2 separate regions of the Mus musculus genome follow, and region 2 is linked to region 1. The links are chromatin loops, found by intact Hi-C in ENCODE. Cell type or tissue: heart. All regions are shown on one strand. Links, peaks and the distances in the headings refer to the core of each region. The heading gives the core; the rest is flanking DNA.

Evidence for each region. A loop is a pair of places that touch in the nucleus more often than their neighbours do. Peaks named below come from ENCODE experiments on the same cell type or tissue, not always from the same donor. Only the 100,000 strongest peaks of a DNase experiment are listed, where the experiment ranks them.
Region 2: a loop joins it to region 1, with 2.3 times the contacts of the local background. A loop is called at or near these places in 3 of 42 quality-filtered maps.

What each region holds. Positions count from the first base shown.
Region 1 is chr2:93,192,937-93,202,870 of GRCm38, reverse strand. Trp53i11 (transformation related protein 53 inducible protein 11) reads right to left here. Exons shown (of 8, transcript NM_001025246.2): 2 at 5,893-5,974; 3 at 5,123-5,259; 4 at 4,550-4,608; 5 at 4,284-4,332; 6 at 3,880-3,976; 7 at 3,413-3,514; 8 at 1,114-3,085. The coding sequence starts at 5,251. The coding sequence ends at 2,952. Tspan18 (tetraspanin 18) reads left to right here. Exons shown (of 10, transcript NM_183180.2): 10 at 1-1,111. Among named protein-coding and RNA genes, the nearest start is that of Trp53i11, 10 kb to the right of the region's middle. In heart, for the core only: CTCF peaks have their summits at 3,246 (motif pointing left) and 3,818 (motif pointing right); DNase peaks (open chromatin) are centred at 3,020 and 3,810; H3K27ac peaks cover 195 bases.
Region 2 is chr2:92,982,832-92,992,765 of GRCm38, reverse strand. The region is part of intron 5 of Prdm11 (PR domain containing 11); the gene reads left to right. Among named protein-coding and RNA genes, the nearest start is that of 4631405J19Rik, 42 kb to the left of the region's middle. In heart, for the core only: CTCF peaks have their summits at 4,371, 4,571 (motif pointing right) and 5,447 (motif pointing right); DNase peaks (open chromatin) are centred at 4,235, 4,775 and 5,365; H3K4me3 peaks cover 756 bases; H3K27ac peaks cover 3,069 bases.

The DNA.
Region 1 (9,934 bases), core at 2,288-6,287:
AAGAGCCTGACCTGAACTCCAGCCTTCCTTTGCCCTTCTGCCACCTGGGAGTCATAGCCATAGCCTGTTCTATTCTGCTGTCTGGGTGCAAGGGGGGCTACTTCTCCCATTTTCTCTCCTCTTTATGTGGTCCTCACCCAGCCTGGCCTTCCGGGGAGTGGGTGTCTCTGAATGCTATACGGAAGTTGTCTTTATGACAGCTTAATTGGCATCCCCATAGTAAGCTCCCTAGAGGCTGAGTCACCAGATCAGGGGGCCCCTCTGCTGGCTTGCACCCCCAGACTAAGAGGACCCAGGCTGACTCAGAACCCAGCACGTACTGGACTCCAACTGTCTAGGAAGGCAAATGGCTTGGCTATTGATTGGAAGTTCATGGCTAGGTTGAGGACTTAGCCCAACCACAGCGGCTGCCACCCAGAACTAGCCCAGGCTTCCAGAGATGGGCAGGGCTGGGACAGGGAGGGACTGAGAAGCCAGATATGGAGCCTAGGCAATTCCAGGGCAGATCAGAGTCCCTCACCAGAACTTTCCACACTTACGCTGAAGCGCTCCCAAGTAGCCCTGATTCAACCCAGCTTCTCAGCATCCTCATGGGGCCAGACAGACACAGTCTTCACCCTCTGAGCTTGCTGGTAGCCATTGCAAGGCTGTCTGAGGTCATCCTGGTGGGGCTTGGTGAGCTGCTCTGTGTACTCCCAGAGGAATGGAGGGGAGCTCTTCCTTCACCCCAAGATGCCTCAGCCAGTAGTGAGCAGAACAGCCACTTCCTGTCCCAGAGCAGTGGCCTAAGGGACAGCTGTATCTGACAGGCGAGGAGCTAAGACTGGACCTGTGGCTCATGCTCCCCATTATCCTGTCCCAAGCCCCTGGCCTACCTGGGTTCTGAACCCAGCACCTTCATCCCCAGGAACTCTGATACACACACACACACACACACACACACACACACACACACACACACACACACGTCATATGCTAAAGTCTATTTTGGAATTTGTAAATGTCCCTTGCAGTAGGAAACAGAGCTAATTTATCATTGTATCTCCCAAGTCTCCCCTTTTTATATTCTATATTAAGAGAAATTTTGTAATATAAAACAGGACACCACGCAGATTGTTTCTCATTGGTTGTTTTTTGTTGTTGTTGTTGTTTTCTTGTGACTGTTTCTTACAAAAAGAAAAAGGGACCAAGAATAAATAGTGACCATGACAGAGGCAGTCTTGGGGGCCAGGCAGAAGCATGACAAGAGGAGCTGGGGATGGGGTGGGGGAGAGCAGTCAGGGCACTCTGAGCCCAGACTCAGAGTGGGGCTCTATCTCCATCACTGCCTCCTTCCAAGCAGGTGTCTCCCGGAGGCCACATATGCCTTGACCCCACCCACCTAAATGTATCACTGCAGTTTAACCAGGGTGACCTGGGCTCCTGCTGCTGAGGGGAAGCCTGGCGGATGTCCCTGCAGGCTGCGCAGGGCTGGCGTCTTCCATTTCTACGACTACCTCCCTTGGGACTGTATCTGTATTTGTGGAGGATTCAAGATGATAAATCTTCAACACCTCTGAGAATGGTGTCAACAAATGTCACCTGGTCTACGGTAGTTGGGACTGTACTAAGAGCTGGCAGTGGCAGGGTCCATGGTCCGAGTAAAGAGGTGGGACTGAGGGACTGGCACCAAGCCAGTGACAAGAGGCAGGTATACACAATGGGCCCTTCCTGAACACGCAGGGAATCGCTACTCTGCCAGACCTTGGTTACAGAAGCAGCCCCGGCCACTGCTGGGCACATCCTCCACTGAGTTCCCTCCACTAGGCAAAGGCCATGGTCACAGAGCACTTGGCAGCAGGAACAACCGAGCCCAGGGAGGCTGTGAGCCCAGGTGCCCTAGAGAAAGATTCCTCGGGTATAGGGGACCACCCCCTTGCAGAAGGGAGAAGCCTCGGGCCAAATCTCTTAGTGTGCTTGCTGCTGAAGGGTAGGGAGGTGCTGGGAGCTAGGGCCAAGGGGAGGGGCCACACAGGCTGGTGGCACCAGGGGTGTGTCTTCAGCTCTAGAGGCCCACTTAGGGGCTGCTAAGGGATGGCAGACTCTTGAATCTCCTTCCGTTGTTGCATGTGAGCAGCTATTGGCTTTAACCCGTAGGCCTTGGGGCAGCCTCAGGAGGGGATCTGGAGGAGGCACTGAGCCAGGTGTGTAGCCATGCAGGCCTTGGAGGCCATGCCGAGGAAATGTCCCCACTTGTCCTCTCCTCAGAATTCCTCATGCACTAGGAGCCTATGGGCAGCTAGGAGCCAGGGACTATCAGGCCTGTGGTACATTGCCTAACCCTAGCCTGTCGGGAAGGGACTCTGGTGCTCTGGGACGCAGGCGGCCAGCCAGAGAATCAGAGTACCCTCCAGCAGGCCAAAGAGAGAGATGTGCAGGCTGAGGCTGGGGAACTTGGCCCAAGGGAGGCAGTCACTCCCCTTGCTAGATGTCCTCAACTGGATCTCTAGAAACACCGTGTGTGTGTGTGTGTGTGTGTGTGTGTGTGTGTGTGTGTGTGTGTGTGTGCGTGTGTGATGAGGGACTCACACATCGGGTTTCTGGATGGGGAGAAGCTGAGAGCCCCTGCTGGGGCCGACACAACCTCCTAGAAAGGGCTTCCTGGCAGAGGAACTCACCTTGACTCAGCCCAGACCCTAAAACTTACTCTAGACTCTGCCTGTTAGAGTCTAGAGGCCAAGAAACACAGGGCAAGGAGTTGTCCCTGCACAAGGGTGAGGGGTGGGGTGCAGAGGCCACAGCCTGGTCTGTCACTCCTAGAATCCCAGGAGACCCAAGATGACTCCGTGGAGTGCCTGGGAGGGAAGGAAGGCGTGTGCACCCTGCCTGCCTGCAGGCCTGTCTAGGACCCATGGACAGTGAAGTCCCCAGCTGCTCGGGCCCAGGTCCAGGCCCAGGCAGGTCCCAGCCTGCTACACTTTTTTGGGTTTCCGGCCGACTTGGTAATAGTAGTAGATGCTGACAATAACAAAGAGGAGGCGGCTGGCCAGGAGCAGCACGGTCCCCAGGGACATGAGGCCCGTCTCAGCAAGCGTGGCAGTGACCACTGTGAAGGAAGTCGGGGGAGGCAAAGGTCAGGAGCAGACACGTGCTTGAGCCTCTCCCATCATGACGCTAGGCTAGGCTGAATACCCTCGACCATCCCTGTGGTGAGTGGGACTGCAGGCTGACGACCTCCAGAAGCCTAACACCAGCCTAGGCCAGTCTGCTGCCCCCAAGTGGCAGGTGCCTAGAAGTGCATCCTGAGTGTCAGGCTTGGAGGGAACGGCTGGGCTGTGGATTCAGGACACTGGTCTATGTTGTAGGAGCACCCAGTGCTCTGCCCTTCTCTTCCTGCACCCTGATAGCCTTCCCACCACCCTACACCACTCACCCAGGGACTGCACCCCGAAGTAGCAGGCCTCAGTGAGCAGAGTCCAGCGGATGATGACCTTCTCGGCTGTGTAGAGTGCGTTCCACATGATCAAGGAGATGCCTGTTGGAATCAAGCACCGGGGCAGCCTGATCCCTAGCCCAGGAGTCCGAACCCACTTATTCCACAACACCCACTTCTCAGACCAGACGGCCCCTCTTCCGGTCCTCAGCTCTTCAGCTATAGCTTTCCCCCCAGAGACAGCTCACATTGCTTCTAAAGCCCTATCCAACCCAAGCCAGGTGCTCATCTCCCCAGGACTTGGTATCTTTATCTACACAATGGGGCAAGGGCCTCCAGGCCCAAGCTACCTCTGCCATTGCCAGGGCAGTGAACCAACTACATGCATTCTAGCAATGGCCACAAGGTGGCAGCACAGACACAGATGAAGAGGGCTACCAGGCTGCTGGAGACCCAGCAATACTCACTAAGGAGGGCACCACCGTAGAGGCGGATGGGGGTCTTGCTTGTGACTTCAGCCCCATCAAAAACTGCATCGTAGAGCTGATCAGGGAGGGCAAGGGCCTGTGGGCAGCAGGAGGAGCACAGGGTCAGCTATGAGGTGAGACAAATGCTAGGGACCTCCTTGGGGCAGCATCCAATGCTGGGATGCCCAGAGCCCAGAGCCCAGAGCATGTGTGCTGGTTACTTTGGGGGCACGGCACACCAGTAATGGACAGGATGTCCCGGGAGTTGGCCTAGACCCTGAAGTATGGGCCTCAGAGTGAAGACAGCAGCAGCTGGGGTAAGGGAAAGAGCCACACACACACCCCCACCCCCATCTAAGTCTCAGGACCTACTTGCAGCCTGGGCGGGGACACACAGTACTCACCATGATGGCCACACTGGAGAACAGCATAGCAGAAAGAAACTGCCAGACCCTGGGGAGGTTCCGAGAAGACAGTTACAGCCACACTCACCCTGACCCCCACTGCCAACCCAAACGGGGGGTGGGGGGGAACCCTGTGCAACCCAAACAGCCAGGGCTATTTGAGGAGGCAATGAACAGTGTGGATGTAATTCAGAGCAAGGCCCAGTCACGTAGGACCTTACACATACCCGGGACACAAAACCATCCAAACGAGACCTACTGCTCACCTGAGCCCCAGAGGCTCCCGCACAGCAAACTTTATCTCGTTGCCCAAAACCTGGCTGATCTGTGGACACACAAGTCAGAGGCATCAGGGAAGAAGTCTTCAGTTTCAGCATCTCACCCACCCACCTTCCTCCCAGCTCCTGTGGACACCTGGGGGCCATCAGAACATCCCTGATTAACATAAATGTTTTCCCCAATGCAAGCTCAACCTCTCCTGCCTCCCTTGGTACCCAGACAAGAGAACTGAAAAGAGGTGGTAAGGAAAGAAACTCAGGGTCTGCCCAGCAGGGGCTGGAAGCCTGGTTCTGTGGGTCACTGATATAACCTTAAGGAAGTTACTTAGCCCCTCTATGTGAGTCTTAGCTTCCTCACCTGTACAATGGGTCAATAACCACATGGATAACCAGCAGAGCTAGCAGGATGCACTCATGTCTATAGGACAGTCTATGCCAGTACCCTAAGAAGCACTGGGTTCTTGTCCCCAAACTTCTGCCACTGGGCATAGCATTCCCCTGACACGAGCAGAGGGCCCTGGAAGTTGCAGGCTCATGACTCCTCTTCCTAGCATGGCTCACCTTGGACCGGTGCACTTCGCCGTCATCATCCTCCCCGCCCACACCCAGGATCTTTCTGGTCTTCAAGCGGCTCACAAGATCCGTCTGGCTGTGCTTCTTCATGAGCGGAGGGGGCTGTTTGCCTGCCATTTTTTCTTCTGCTGAGGGACATGGGGAGACACTGGCCTCAGCCATCGTTCCTGCTGGACTTCCAGACCCCAGGTCCCAGTGTAGGGTGAGAAGAATGTGGCCAGGCCCCACCCGGGGCCTAAGAGAAGATGGTGCTGCGGCTGCCTCAGTTTCCTCTCCTGTAAAATGGGTTGAGGAGGATGCTTCCAGGCTGGCCCCCATGGACATGACACAGCCCAGGTGACTGGGTCAGACAAGGCCTTACAGTCAGCCCTGGAGTGGCAATATGGGTTTTAGAAAAGGCATTTGGACCAGGATGGATCTCATTGACAAGATTTCTGGGTTATCGAGACAAAGGAGACTTCAGAGACTCAGAGTGAGCCTCCTAAGTCCTAAGCCACCTGCCCAGACAATTCCCACTGCCTGCTGGTCCTTCTACCTCCTAAACAGCCATCACTGCCCAGAACCTAGAGGAGGAGAGTGTTAGTCATGAGGGAAGGTGACATTAAGCCCAGAAAATGAGGCTTTCCATAGTAGTGGCCACACTGCCTGGACGTGAACCACTCCTGGCCATTAGCATCCACAGCCTCTACCCCAGCCTCCATCTGCCCACCATCTTCCACAGCCCCGAGTCATGCCACCCCATACCACAGGGCACGTACTGAGATGGGCAATGAGCTAGATGCTGAGATGCACACTGGAGTCTGAGATGAGGGGCCCTCTCTTGTGCTCAGTCCTCACAACCTAGGAAAGAACACAGGGCGCGGAGGGGAACCAAGTGAGGCTCTGGCTGACCCCAGGCAGCTCCAGTCTCTGCATCTCAAGGATGCCCTGAAGGATGGGAGCAAATGTAGACCATTCCACAGAGCTCCACCAGGATGTACATAGTCCCACTGAACACAAGAACAGCATCCCAGCCCTGCATCCCCACCAACCTGCTCACCCGGCCAGTGCCCAGGGTCCTGGTACCCCAGCATCTCGCGTTCACTCCAGCAAACTCATTCCAAGGCACAGCTTAGAAGTTCCTCCTTCCACCTGCTGCCCAGCGCCATGTCCCTGATGTCTTGCAGCCCCAGGAAATGTCCCCAGATAGCCCAGGTTCCTTCTCAAACGCCCAGAGTCTTAGAATGAAATAGAGCATCCCAACAAACACACCAGCAGAGGGGCACAGCCGGTGTGGATGCCAGGGGGAGGGGAGGTACATAGAAGAGGTCCTGAGGTTTTGTTCCAAATGACAACACCACAAACCCAGTCACCACTGGGGCTGAAGGGCGAGTGAGACCTGGGCCCCAGGTTCTGACACACAGTCTTACTCTTCATGTGTGAAATGAGTGGCTGTTTTCCTTCCTGTACCTGATGGCGGGAGACAGGATGCGACAACTGCCTAAGCCCCATAAAGAGGCACTCAGCACCTCTAAGGGGACGCAGGGATGTCCTTTCAGTCACACCATTTCAAGTGGGGCCCAAATCCCCAACCCAGGCCACCACTTTCTCCTGACTCCAGACAGACTGGACACCACACAAGGGTGCAGAGCCCGGCCCAGCCAACCCTCCTTGAAGGACAGAGACATCAGCACATACTTCGCATGTCCCCTCTGACACACCTCCCCCATCTTAATCCACACTGAAATGACTGTGGAGATCATTCATGACATGTCCACTTCCAGGTGAGGACACAGTGAGTTCACCTGTCAAGACTGCCGTGTGCTAGCCCCGGGTGTACCCAGTTCTCCCACTTCGAGCAGTTACGGGTCTGAGCTCTGTCACTCCAGGTCCGTCTGGATTGTTCTCACGTGTAGCATAAACAGAATCATAAAGCATATGAACGTTTGCCCGCGCAGCGTCTCCCACTCAACGGGATGCCTTTCCCAGCTCGCCCGGTGCCCCAGGCGTCCATTCCTTTCTACTGTGCATCATTGTTCTGTGGGACACTCATAGCGAACAGGGACATTCAGTTGTTTCTGCCTGTGCTTTGTGTGCTTTTGGTGGGGACCGCACATTTGCAGGCCTCTGAGGTAAATGGGGTGTGGACAAAGCAAACAGCCAGGGCACCACACACGCCATCCATGATACGCATGACAACGCTAGCTGTGGGCTGTTTCTATTTTAGCCCTACTCTTTGGGGACCCTAGATTCTTAAACTTTCTCATGAAGCCAGATGTGACAAGTCACTGGATTCAATCCTGCTGTGCCACTTGGGTAAGTCACCTCACTAATCCGAGCCTCAGTCTCCTTGTCTGTGAAATAGGACTTTAGCTCCAACCTTGAGGTAAATATGGCTCAGAGTATGAAGAGAGGCCACTGCACAGAACACAGCCCATCCACTGAGTTCCTCTGTGTGTCAGGCATGGACAGCGAGACACCAGAGCTCTGCTGGTATCACCAGGAGTCGGAACACACACACACACACACACACACACACACACACACACACACACACACACCACACACCCGCCCCGAGCTGGTCTAAGAAGAATCAGGACCCTGAACAGAGATGAATTCAGAAAACAACTGCTGTGCCACAGCTGGAGGGCTGCACACTCCGCTGCCTGGACTCACATCTGGGACCTCCAGTGGTTTAAGTGGGCCTGTATGCCATCTGCTTACCTCTGTGCCTCAGTTTCCTCTCTCATACGGGGAAAGGAGGGACTAACTCCCAGAACGCCACAAAGCATGTCATCTCCCTCAACTCAGTGGTCAGCATCCCGTCTTGGACAGTGTCCAGTGAAGACAGCAGTTATTAGACAGGATGCCGCCACCTCCCCAGCACTTCCCCTACACTGGACCACGGTGGCTTTGACAGAGAGGACCAAGAGAATGATCTCATTAGCCCTTTACCCACCACATGGGATCAAGCCCCAGACCTCAGTACCAGGTGCAAGGCTAGCTAAATCATGCATGGCCCTCTGTGTTGAGCTGGAAGCATCTCAGCTAGGGACAGTTTTCCTCTGCTCCGTGACTCACCCACTAACACTAACACACACTCAGAGAGAGAAACACGGCCTTTCGGCCTCTCCACCCCGACTCTTCCCTGCCAAAGCTATTTGCCAAGGGTTTTAGGCACTTCCCCCATTCCATTCCTGGGAAGGCTGGCAACATGCTGGCTTTGAATCTTGGCTCTACCCACTTAACTCTTAGGGGCTGCAGGCTTTATGTGAGCCACTAGGGCACACCCAGCCTCAGTTTCCCTCTGTGAACAGGAGCACGAGGGGGTGGGGGGCAGGGATGCAGAAGTGCCAGTGAATGTAGGCGAGCACCCTCCAGCCATGAGCCTTGCCCTGGGCAGGGTCTGTTCTCCCTCCCAGCGACCTTTCTTTTCCTCACTCAGATGAGGAGAGTGGAAAAGGCCCCTTCCACTCAGGCCTGCTTGGTTTCCTGCACGCTGTGCGCTAAGGGCCTCCACATCTCCACGGTGACTGTGGAAGTGGGAGGAGTGGCTAACCATCCACCCTCATGCTCCCAACTGTAGAGATGAAACAGGTGCCTGCAAGACCATGTCCTGCCTCCCTTTCCTGTCAGAGTCCTCGAGAACATCCCCAGCAACCTCCATCCTTCTAAGAGTGACAGTCACTCTGAGCACTCGTCCTAGTGGGAAGGTCCTTCTCCTACCCCTCCTACTCCCCCACACACACCCCCACCCCGCTCTCAGCAGGCCAGCTCTACCCCTGCTCTCCTCCTCGGGGCTCAGCTGTTCTCCTGTGTTCATCCCTAGACATCTACAACCTATGTCTCCTCACTTCCCACTCCCTAGTTCCAAAGGCTGACCCAACAGAAGAAGAACAGAGGGTCTGTGCTCCTCAGAGCATCTGTCCTCACAACCCAGGCCTCCCTAACTGCAGTCTACAGGGGTAGCCAAGGAGAGAGAAGAGGCAGGCAGGCTGTTGCTCCTACCACACACTGAATAGGCAGGAACTTAATGCCCATGGGTCAGGATCTGCCTTCAACTACATTGAAGCTATTGGCCTAGGGCAGAGACGGTTGTACAAAGGGCTGACTTCCAACCTGGTCACTCTCTAAGGGGTGAGGCCTTAAATCTAGTAGTATCATCTGAAGCTCCAGTATAATAAATGGCTTTGATGATAGTACCTTCCTGGGGTGCTGCAGGCTCAAGGAAAGTGGGTGTCTAAACACAGGAAAAGGAGGGTCCCTGGGTGTACAAGACCAAAGAATGAGAAATGACACTCTTCCACCCCCGCCCCCGCCCCCCACACGCCCTTTTTTTTTTTTTTTTTGGAGATAGAGTTTCTCTGAGTAGCCCTGGCGGTCGTGTAGACCAAGCTGGCCTTTAACTCAGAGATCTGCCTGCCTCTGCCTCCCCAGTGCTGGGATCAAAGGCACGTGTCACTACACCCAGCAGAGGGACACACTCTTAATAACTAGGAAAACTTGGCGGCAAAGCTCAGCTCTTTCTCTCCGCTTCTCTGTGACTTCGAGAAAATTACTTCCAAGTCCTCATCTAAAAAACTAGACTGAGCCTACCCAGGTAGTTTGCAATACACCATAGAGTGCAGCCGAAAGAATCGGGCTCTTGGTCTGTGCTCCACAAAGGACAGCAAAATGTCTTGTGTTATTAATGAACTCCTAGCCAGACTCAGCCCTGGCCAGCAGACCTGATGAGGCAGGGGTCCACCCCTCCCACGCTGATCCTCCAGGACTTCCCCATCCTTCCCAGGAAGCCTGGTTGCCATAGAAACCAATGGACTG
Region 2 (9,934 bases), core at 2,585-6,584, 210 kb after region 1:
GTGTATTAGGAAAAAAGTCAGTTTAACTCCAGTACCACTTGGTGGCCTGGATCCATGGGCAACGATGGAGCATTTAGATTTGTTTAGAAGAAAGGAAGACCTTTGAGGACCAGAGACCCAGCTACATCATGAATCGAGGCCCTATCATGTATAGTTCTGTTCATCTCAGATAGCAGATGGGTGACCTTTGGGAACCAATGGGTAGGTGAGAGATGGGGGCAGCAAGAGATGCCTCAGGATGTCTGAGCACATGAAGAGGACCTGGTTGGAAGTGGAAAGTCATGAGGAGGTCCCCTGTGTCCTTCTCCGTGGCTTCACTGACACCTGTATGACCTCAGGGCTGCGGCTGGTTTGCAGGACAGTTGGGCTCATCCTCTTATTGAGAGTGCAGCTGTTTCCACTGCGGCAGGCAGGTGCAGAATCAGCGCCCACATGTGGCCTCCTCCTCTACAAGATGGTCTGCTATCCTAAAAGTGGCACCAGAAGTTGTACTTGACGCTCCTAGCTGCCGTCTTCTCTCTCTGCCCTGAGGTCCAGGTCAGCTTGGCAGTGTCTCATCCCTTATGCTGGGCATCTCGTCAACTCAGTCACATTGGAACATATGAGAGTAGGCCAGGTCAGCCCTGCCCTCCTCTGCTCTCTGCACCTCTACAGGCATGCCTGCTATTGCATAAATGCCAGAGAGGCTCAGACATGTGCTGTGTGGGGGTCCAGATGGAATAGGGAGGAGCCTTTGATATGTGCCTTCTGAGGGTCCAGGACTTTGTTGAGGACAGCTGGAGCAAGTGGGCATGAACCTTGCAGAAAGACTGCTGACGGACAGCACAGCCCTGGGCTAGGCCTTCGCATGCGTCACCACAGTCAGGTCCAGGCTTGCTGAAAGAGTGAACCTGATGTATCCTGTGACACTGTTACTTGCAGAGCTCCAGAAGCTATGGCTTAGAGAGCTGGCCTGTCCCATGTGTCCTCCCATTTCTGAGCTTTTGTTTGGTTGGGCAAAGGGTTTTCCCGCTGCCCCCTAGAAAATAGTGCCTCATCTCAACCATCTTGGCCACTGTTTAGCACAGCAGGGCTGCTGGTGTAACTTGGCTGGGGATGGGTCCGGAGCATCACGATTCTGCAAGTTCTTGATGGTGATTCCAATGTGGCCGCTCAGGCTGACAGCCGTTGTGCTGGTGGTCATGCCCCAGTGACAAACTGAGACCCAGAGCAGGGCAAAGTCTTGTTCACATTCATGTCACCTGTGGCAAAATGAGGCCTGGGGTCCTGTGTCTCTAGCTAGACCTGCAAGCCACAGTTCTTTCTGATAATATACAAGGGACCAAGCAGAGCATGGCTCCTTATGACTGTGGGTGGGTTCCGTGGGTGGGAGACTGCTGCTTCCTCCACCTTTGTTAATATGACTCTGTCCTGCTACCCCTAGCCTGTCCTGACCCCAGATGACTCTGGGTGGTCTTGGCTGACGTGTCCTGAGTTAAGAAGGTTCCAGGAGCTGGTGATTGTGTTTGTGTGTGGCTTTGCTTTTGGGAGCTCTTGCTAATTTACAGACTCTTAGTTGTGTTGTCACCCCAGGGCTTTGGGGGTGATGTTGTAGATCGACATCCTTATGAAATTACTGGTGGACCCAGTAAAGAGTAGGTACAAAGGTACTCATGTCTTGAGTGTTAACCTGTGCAAGCTCTGTGTTAGGTGCTCTGCATGCAGTAAGTCTCAGCCTGGGGCATTTGGGACGCATGGGCAGTGCTTTCAGACGTTCTAGGTAAGCACAGCTTCATGCGTGGGTACTCCTGGTTTTGCAGGAGTAAAAGGTAAGTGTATTATTGAACATTCTACACTGTACAGTAATCTCCTCTCCTGACCCAGACTCTGATTTCCCATGGCGGCGTAATTAGGGCCCTATAGGCTTCACTCTAGTCTTATAGAGGCCCTGTGGTCCCCAGGGATAGTCTCAAGTCTGTCTGAGCTCAAGGCCTTTGTCCTGAGCTGGGTATCGAAGCCGCGAGCTTTCCTTTGACTGATTACACGCGCTTGGCTGAAAGGACTCAGAAGTAAGGGTGGAGGAACCGAGAGCTGCTGGGGCTTCTGTGATTCTGGAAGCATCCAGAGGTGTGGGTTGGGATCCGAGTTAGCCTCAACACCCTGCTTCCTCCTGGGTGGAACTCTTGTTTCAAAACTATAGCAAAAGGCAGGTAGAACCGGAATGCTCTTTGAATTCTAAAGCCAGAGCAAGGTCAGGTTGAAGAACCTCAGCAGAATCAGTTATCCTGGTGCCTTTGCTAGGGTAGCATGTCTCTTGGTGGATGCTCACGGGTGCCTCGCATCTTAACTAGAATACCACAGCAGCCACGCCATGAGGAAGGAGCCTGTGGTGGTGCCCCTGAGGGAGAAGAGATTGTTCTTCTCTGAACATATATGTTCAGAAGTAGGGACATGAGAGACACTGGAAGATGGGAGACAAGTCACAGGTGACAGAATAAGCTTTCTGTGGTTGCAACATGATGGACACCAGCAACCAGTGCCACAGCCACTGCAGGCCACTGTAGGCTGTGTTTTAAACTCACTTGATGTGTGTGTGTATGTGTGTGTGTGTGTGTGTGTGTGTGTGTGTGTGTGTGTGTGTGTGAGAAGATGCCCAAAGAGGCTAGAGAGGGGCAACAGATCCATTGGAGTTTGAATGAAGGGCATTTGTGAATTACCTGATGTGATTTCTGAGATCCAAATTCTAATACTCAGCAGAGAGTTGTAGTAAATGTCCTTAACCCCTGAGCTGCTTCTCCAGTCCCTTAAGTGGTTAAAGCTCGTGTACGTAGATGGAACCCTCAGAAACTGGTCTGGACGGGGAGAACGAGGCAGCAAAAGCTGAGTGAACTTGAACTTCCTGGTGCTCAAGGCTGATGAGAGGTAGGGCAGCCTACCCTGCAGTCACTGGGCTCCTACTACCTCCTTCCTGCCTTCCCTCTGAGGAGGCATCGCTGTAGGAGGAGGGTGTGGTGGGGCCTTGGTGGCCCCAGATGTCCCCTGGCTTCCCAGATGGGGCCAGTGATTAGGAAGGAGGACCATCCTCATTAACGGTCATTTACCCAATTATGCTTTGTGGGATATTCAACCCAAGGAACGTGCTGCCCCTGGCCGAGCGTAAGAGGAAGCCAAAATTCTCCAAGGAGGAGCTGGACATTCTGGTCACAGAGGTGACCCGTCACGAAGCCGTTCTCTTTGGGAGAGAGACCATGCGGCTGTCCCATGCCGACAGGGACAAGATTTGGGAAGGCATAGCTCGGAAAATCACCTCCGTCAGCCAGGTTCCCCGCTCCATCAAGGACATTAAGCACAGGTGGGATGACATGAAGCGCAGGACCAAGGACAAGCTGGCTTTCATGCGGCAGTCACTGTCGGGCCCAGGGATCGGGGGCCACACCTACCCCATCATGCTCGCTGCCCACGAGAGAGCCATCGAGGCAGCACTGCTCACCACCAGGGCCGGGCATGGCTTCCCCAGGGCAGAGCTGGACGGAACCGACAGCCCGTCTACCAGCTGTGAGTATCGATGCCGAGTGTGGGGCTTGCTTCCTCGTGTGCACTTATTCCCATGCTAGCTCTCAGCCCTGCCTGTCTCCCTGACTCTCTCCATGGCCCCATCTCGCTTCTGTCTTGCCTCCACTTCTTGCTCATCCACTGTGTGCCAGAAGCCCGCTTGGGAGCAGGAAGGACAGGGCTGCATCTAAAACCTACACAGACACTTGTCGGACTAAATAAGCCCCAGGTGGATCCATCCTGTGGCCTAAGGGTTACGTGCACATAGCTATGAAGGTGGCCGAACCCAAACCATAACCTTGTTTAAAACAGTACAAGTGTTTTGTTGGTTTGTTTGGTACCTGGAGCAGAAACTGTGGTTGACCTTGTGTTACAGTGTCAAAAGGTTAGACGTGCCTTCTTGGATTAGATTATTGTTCACCTTAGAGGAAGGATAAGGGCTCACCCAGTCCAGGACATCCCAGATTTCCAGCTTTGAGCTTGTGTGATCTCCAGGCCTCCCACCCTGGGCCTGCTGCTCTGCAGTCTGGGCTGGGTCTGGGACACACATGAATGGAGGGCTGCAGCTGTAGAGAAGGCCTGAGGCTGGCTGAGGAAGATGTTTGAAGGGCGAGGAAGAGTTAACCAGGCCTGGTGCGAGGCGCAGAGGAGGGGAGGGGAAGGCGAGCAGGCTGGGAACAGCATGTACAAGGCCCACATCAGGAAGGCGCTTGGCACGTTCCAGGAACTGCAGAAGCCAGGGAAGCCCCATCCTAGCCAGCCGGCAGGGGGAGGGGCACCACCACAGCAGCCGAGTGGCAGGGCTGGGCTGGGCCGGGGAGAGACCTTTCTCCGTGACTCTGTCTGCTTTGTCCACTTCTCTCCCGTCTTCTGAGCTTGATCCACTTCTCTTTGGCTCCTGCTTCTTGGTGCTCACCTGGGACTGGCTGGTCTCCTCCACCCCACCCCCATCCTCCCCATCCCCCCATCCCCCTGCTTTCTTGCTTCCTGGGACTTTTAGCGGTTCTAGCTGTTCTAGCTGTGTTCACCAGGAGGGGGAGCCATCGGAGTCCATCCCTGAAGAACTATCCCCTCCCTCCCACTTCTTCACACACCCATACCCTTCCTCATCTGCTGTCCTCAGTGGAGTCCTGTGAGCAGGGCAGGAGGATCCAAGGAGGCTGTGGGGCCGAGCATTCAGCCAGCGGGAGAGTGGTTCACCAAGTCCGACTTCCTCCCTGGCCCTTTGCCGCGGGGATCTGCTTATTTCCTGTTTGGCTGAGGTCTCTGACAGGTGGCCACTCACAAAGTCAGCCTCGGGAGTAGAAAAGAGTGGTCATGATGAGGGTGACTTCCTTGTTAACCAGATGAGGCAAACAGTCTTCCAGAAAGTGGAGGTGGCCCTGAGACATCAGAACCAGACTTGGGCCTGGACCTGCCAGGGTTTGCTAAAACCTCGGGGCGGGCAGCATCTGGAAAAGCCTATTTCCTGAATCCTGCCCTGTTCACCCCTCCGTCTCCTAGAGATCGAAGATGATGAGATTAGCAGAGGTAACATGGACTGCAGGGGCTCCCAAATCTACTAACTAATCACAAGCTTAGCCTGGCTGGGACCGTAGTGGCCTCAGGGCTTGGGGAAAGGGTAATGGCCGTTCTGAGTGCTCCTTTCTACCCTTTCTGGCATCCCAAGAGGTTGGCTGCCACTTATGGAGTATGCTCAGGAAGCAGTAGGCTCCACTGCGCCAGCATCAGGAGACCCACAGATCAGTGTGGTCAGATCAAGCACTCACGGGTGGGCCATGATGTGCCTGACCTCACAGCCCACATCAGGGGGACAACAAGGCTGGTGGCTCGCCCCACATAATCCTGAGTCCTGCATCAGCCCTTCCCTCTCATCTCCAGCCATTTGGCATCTCCCTGTGGTGGTTTGTTAGGATTCCAGCAAGGCCACAAGGTGGCCCCAAGCAACTTTGAAAAGTCCCTCCCTTGTGGAGACCAGTGCTCACAAGAGAGCAGCTTAGAACCTCTCACAGGGATGGGTAGCTCTCTCAGCTCTGCAATACACCGTAGGGTCTGGGAGCCCCACTAAGAGCCCAGCCGGGGCCCCGGGGGTTCAGCAGAGCAGTCATTATTGTTTCTCTGAAGGTAGTGAAATGTAATGGCACAATCGTGGTCATGAGCCCTTAGGCTGGCATGGCTGCCACTGGAGCTGGGGTCTCCTTTGCTGGACAATCCTTTCCTGGAATGTAGCTGCCTCTGTGGGAAGAAGGGAACCAGCTCCCGCTCACCCTTCTACCGATGCTGGACCTACACGTCCCAGGGACTTAGAAGCTGGCATTTCTCTGTGTGTGGTGCCAGTGTAGGCTGACGGGTGGCCAGCAGGGACTTTTCAAAGCTGTGACCTGTGACCTGGGCTGCCCCCTCCACCCTTTTGTAATCACCTGTCCTTCTCTCCTTGTCTGATCCAAGATGATGAAGACGAGGAAGCTCCCGGGCCCTCACAGCAGCCTCTCCGGATGCCCCTGCTGCGTCCTCCAGAGGAAGAGGCCCCCCTGGCCAGGCCCACGCTGCTCTATTCATCTTCCTCAGACCCATCCAAGATGTTGGACCCTAAGCCAGAGGTCCTGCCCCATCCCTCACTCCAGGCCCGCAGGACCCCAGAACCACATCCCAGCTCGCCTACCCTGGGCCTGGACTGGCATCTCCTGCATGCCCATGCCCATCAGACTGAAATGTTCCAGAAGTTCTGCCAGGAGCTGATGACTGTGCACCGAGACATGGCCGGCAGCATGCATGTCATCAGCCAGGCCATGGCTGAGCTGAACAGCCGTGTTGGTCAGATGTGTGAGACGCTTATGGAGATCCGAGATGCAGTTCAGGCATCTCAGCGTGGGCCAGAAGGGGCAGCCCCCATGGACCACACTTTCCAGTCTCAGGCACCCCTGCTGGGCCCTACACCAGCACCCCCAGAACCAGCCCCAATACGGACTACCAGGTCTCGGAAGAGAAAGCACAATTTCTAACCTGGCCAGTTTGCCTAAGGAGAAGCAATGCCGGTGGTGTCTGGCCTTGAGTTGGGGGAGTCTCTTGTGTCCAGAAACAAGACTGATGACCGTGGGGCACAGTCGTCTCTTCACCTGGTGCAGTCCAGTCTCCTGTGCTTTCACCGAGCGGGTGTACAGGCGCACCACCCCCTTATCTCAGGAAGATACTCAAGACACAAGAAAAGCTGCCTGCTTGAATGCTTGCTTGGCCTAGAAGGCTGCTCTCCTCGTGGCCTGTATCCTGTATCCTATGGAGCAGGCCTTGCTGGGGCAGGGGGCAGCATCCAACAGAATCTTGCTTTCAACTCAGGGCTGCTGCAGAGCTGACCTCCCAGGTCCTGATTCTGCCCTTTCTCAGGTGGTGCGGGGCTGTGGGTGGGCGGGGCTGGCTCAGCTGGGTGGGTGGGGCCCGGCCATGGCCCTGTGCTTGCCCTGCGTTGCTCGGCTGCTGTGCTTGCCTTTGGGAGGGGTTGGTGGGGGGAGAAGAATGGGATGTGCTGGTGAGGGGAAAGAGATGATTTTGCATTCTTAGCATACTATAAACTTTTCCCCCCCCCCCCCGAGCCTGCACATGGCAGGCCATCTCAGGAAGCCAAGTCAGTCTTTACAATCACTGATTACTGGTCATTCCAGTCATTGTCATACATCTCAGGGTTCAGAAATGACACAGCCATGATAGTGGGGACCTGGCCTGCTTTCTTCAAGAGGCCAGATCTGGAGTACTAATAATAGATGAGGATCCTGCTCCTCACCTAAGCTCTGCCTCAGCTTCTACAGTTAGAAGAGGGAACAAAACCAGCGTGGAGATGAGTATGCCAGCCTGTGATGGCCTTGAGTCTCACAGCCAATGAAGGGGAGGTTCTGGGCCCTGGCCTCAGGAGCCAGCAGGCAGACTGTCCGCTCACTGGCTCCTAATAAGGCCAGAAACCAATGAGACTGTGTCCTGTCCAGCTCCCAGCATGCCTTGCCTCTGCTTGCTTGGGCTGTATACTCACCTAGCCATACAGACTTGTAGCTTTGAGTTTTGTTTAGGGGGCCCAGTCAGAGAGCTGGGATCTTTGAGTGAGGGAGGAGAAAAGAAGCCAAAGGCTTCACTCTGACCTAGGTGCAGCTTTGACCTCGATCCCTGGCCTGAGGCTGACCCCAGCAGACCTTTCACACCCTACCCTTTCTCCCTAAGAAACAGAGTGGACCTGGAAGCCTACTGGACCCAGTGCTCACTGAGGCTGTTGCTAGCGCTGTTTATAAACACACACCATGCTTCGTCCTACATGAGATGATGGACGGATGGCACCTGCTGTGCCCCTGAGCCCTGGGCTCCATTGCCTCAATCTGTGGTTCTTTGGTGGTTCCTGCCCCATCCATCAGACTGCATATTGTCTTGTCTAGTAATAGCCTGGTGCCTGGAATTGCCCCGCCTGTCCATGCTGGAACCCAAGTTGGCCTTCTCAAATATTTTTTGTTAAGATGGCAATAAAATGAATCAGATGTCACACTTTGAACACAGCCAGGCTCCAGGATCTTTTTTTGGTGTGTATTCTCTTTCTTCCTATCCCAGGGAACCCCCATGAGCCTCCAAATCAGGGATTAGATGCCTAATGGAAAGTGTATGGGGAAGAGGTCCCTGTGGACCTTGCATATTCTGGATTCCATAAACTCCCTAGGGGCGTGCTCAACCCCATGCTTGGCCCTCCAAACGAAAGGCAGTGACTTGTAGGCCAAAGGCAGCTGAACATCCATGGATGTCAACTTTTAATTTTTCCTGCACATCAAAAGTAAATTTAACCTTATGCTCCCCCAAAGTATTACAGTTTCCAGGGAAGGAAATAGTTTCTGGCTGGAGACTTGAGAGGCTCCTGGCTGTCCATTAGGGGTTATCCTGGGATACTCCTCAGTAGTGGCTACATCTCCACTGACCTCAGTAGCTGCCTGTGAAAGGCAAGGCCCTGCCTACCAAGACTCCTCAGAAGAACCAGAGTTCTTCCTCTTGGATTCACTGGAGTGTGCCTCACCACAGAGCTGTGTTCTGACCCGTCAGCCTGGCTAACCTCCTGTCATGGAGAGAGCTTCCGTGAGAGGAATCCTCAAATGGTAGCCTATGATGTACTTTCTGAATAGTTCTTAGCTACCTTTGGCTTTGGAATCCAGATCATTCTCTTAAGTTCCTGACCAAAATGCATAACCATGGAAATTAAGATTGCAGTTGGCAGGAGATACAGAGATGCAGCTGGCCTGGGTCTCCTCTAATACCCAAGACCTGTGAGACTGGTTGGCCTCTATTTCTGGTGTTGGGGAAGAAGAGGCCACATTAAAGGCTGTGTACAAGAACCAAGGTCAGAGTCCAGGGACAGTGGTCAGTTTGAGATGGAAATGGTTTCCATTTTGGTGTCTTGGTGGCAGTGGGGACCAGGAAGCCAGAATATATTCAATATATTCAATAGGAAGAGGAAATGAATGGGGAGCCTGTCCCAGCTCTTCCCAAAAGGAAGCCTTGAAAGGAAGCCCATAGCATATGTGGGCAACTGCCTGGATATCAGAGACCTAACCCGGTGACATCACAGAGCCCAGCTTCTTGTCCAGTCTTCCCATTTCTGTCTTCCTGGGCAACTTCCTTTCTGGTAGAAAGCTGCGTTGGCCATGACAGGCTTGTGTCAGTCCCATTAAACAAAGTGGACGACTCCCTGAGCCATTTTCTTTCTTGAGTCGGAACCCATAGTCATTTCCTGACCCAGCTAGAAAATATGGTGCACTTGATAAGACCCAGTGGGTGAGGCCTGAGAATTGTCTCCCGGTGCTTATCTGTCCAGTACCCAAGGCTAGTGAGGAGACAGGACTCAAAACAATGTGTTATCTTCTGGGAAGATTCAGTCCAGAACCCCTGCCCTTCCCACCACTGTCAGTCACCTACTTATTTCTAGGATGCCTGACTCTGAACTGCCAGACTTGAACTCAGTCTCTACAGGACAGCCTGGACCCGGGTGTTTCCCACCCTGCTCTGTTTTCCCAACAAGGGAGTGTGAGCTAGGAATTCAGACCCCCTGGTAGACAACTGGTCTTGACCACAAGGAGGAGACAGTTCCTGGAAACCCTGGGGTCCTTGGCCACGTGACACAGGACAGTATTTCGTAAGAATGAGCACAGCAGAATTCCGAGAATGTGCCAAGCCACTGAGTGTCGCCACTGTAAAGGGAGGGGACCTCATTAGAGGTGATGGGTCCTGAGTCTTAGCTGGATGCAGTAAACTTTCTCTTGAAAGTTCTGTCACATAAACATGTTAAGTCCTGGGACTCGGTGACTGTGATTCACCCACAGTTGCCATCTGTATCTCATTTCAAAAGCCAAGTTTTAAAACAACCAAATGCAAGATGCTCAACACATTT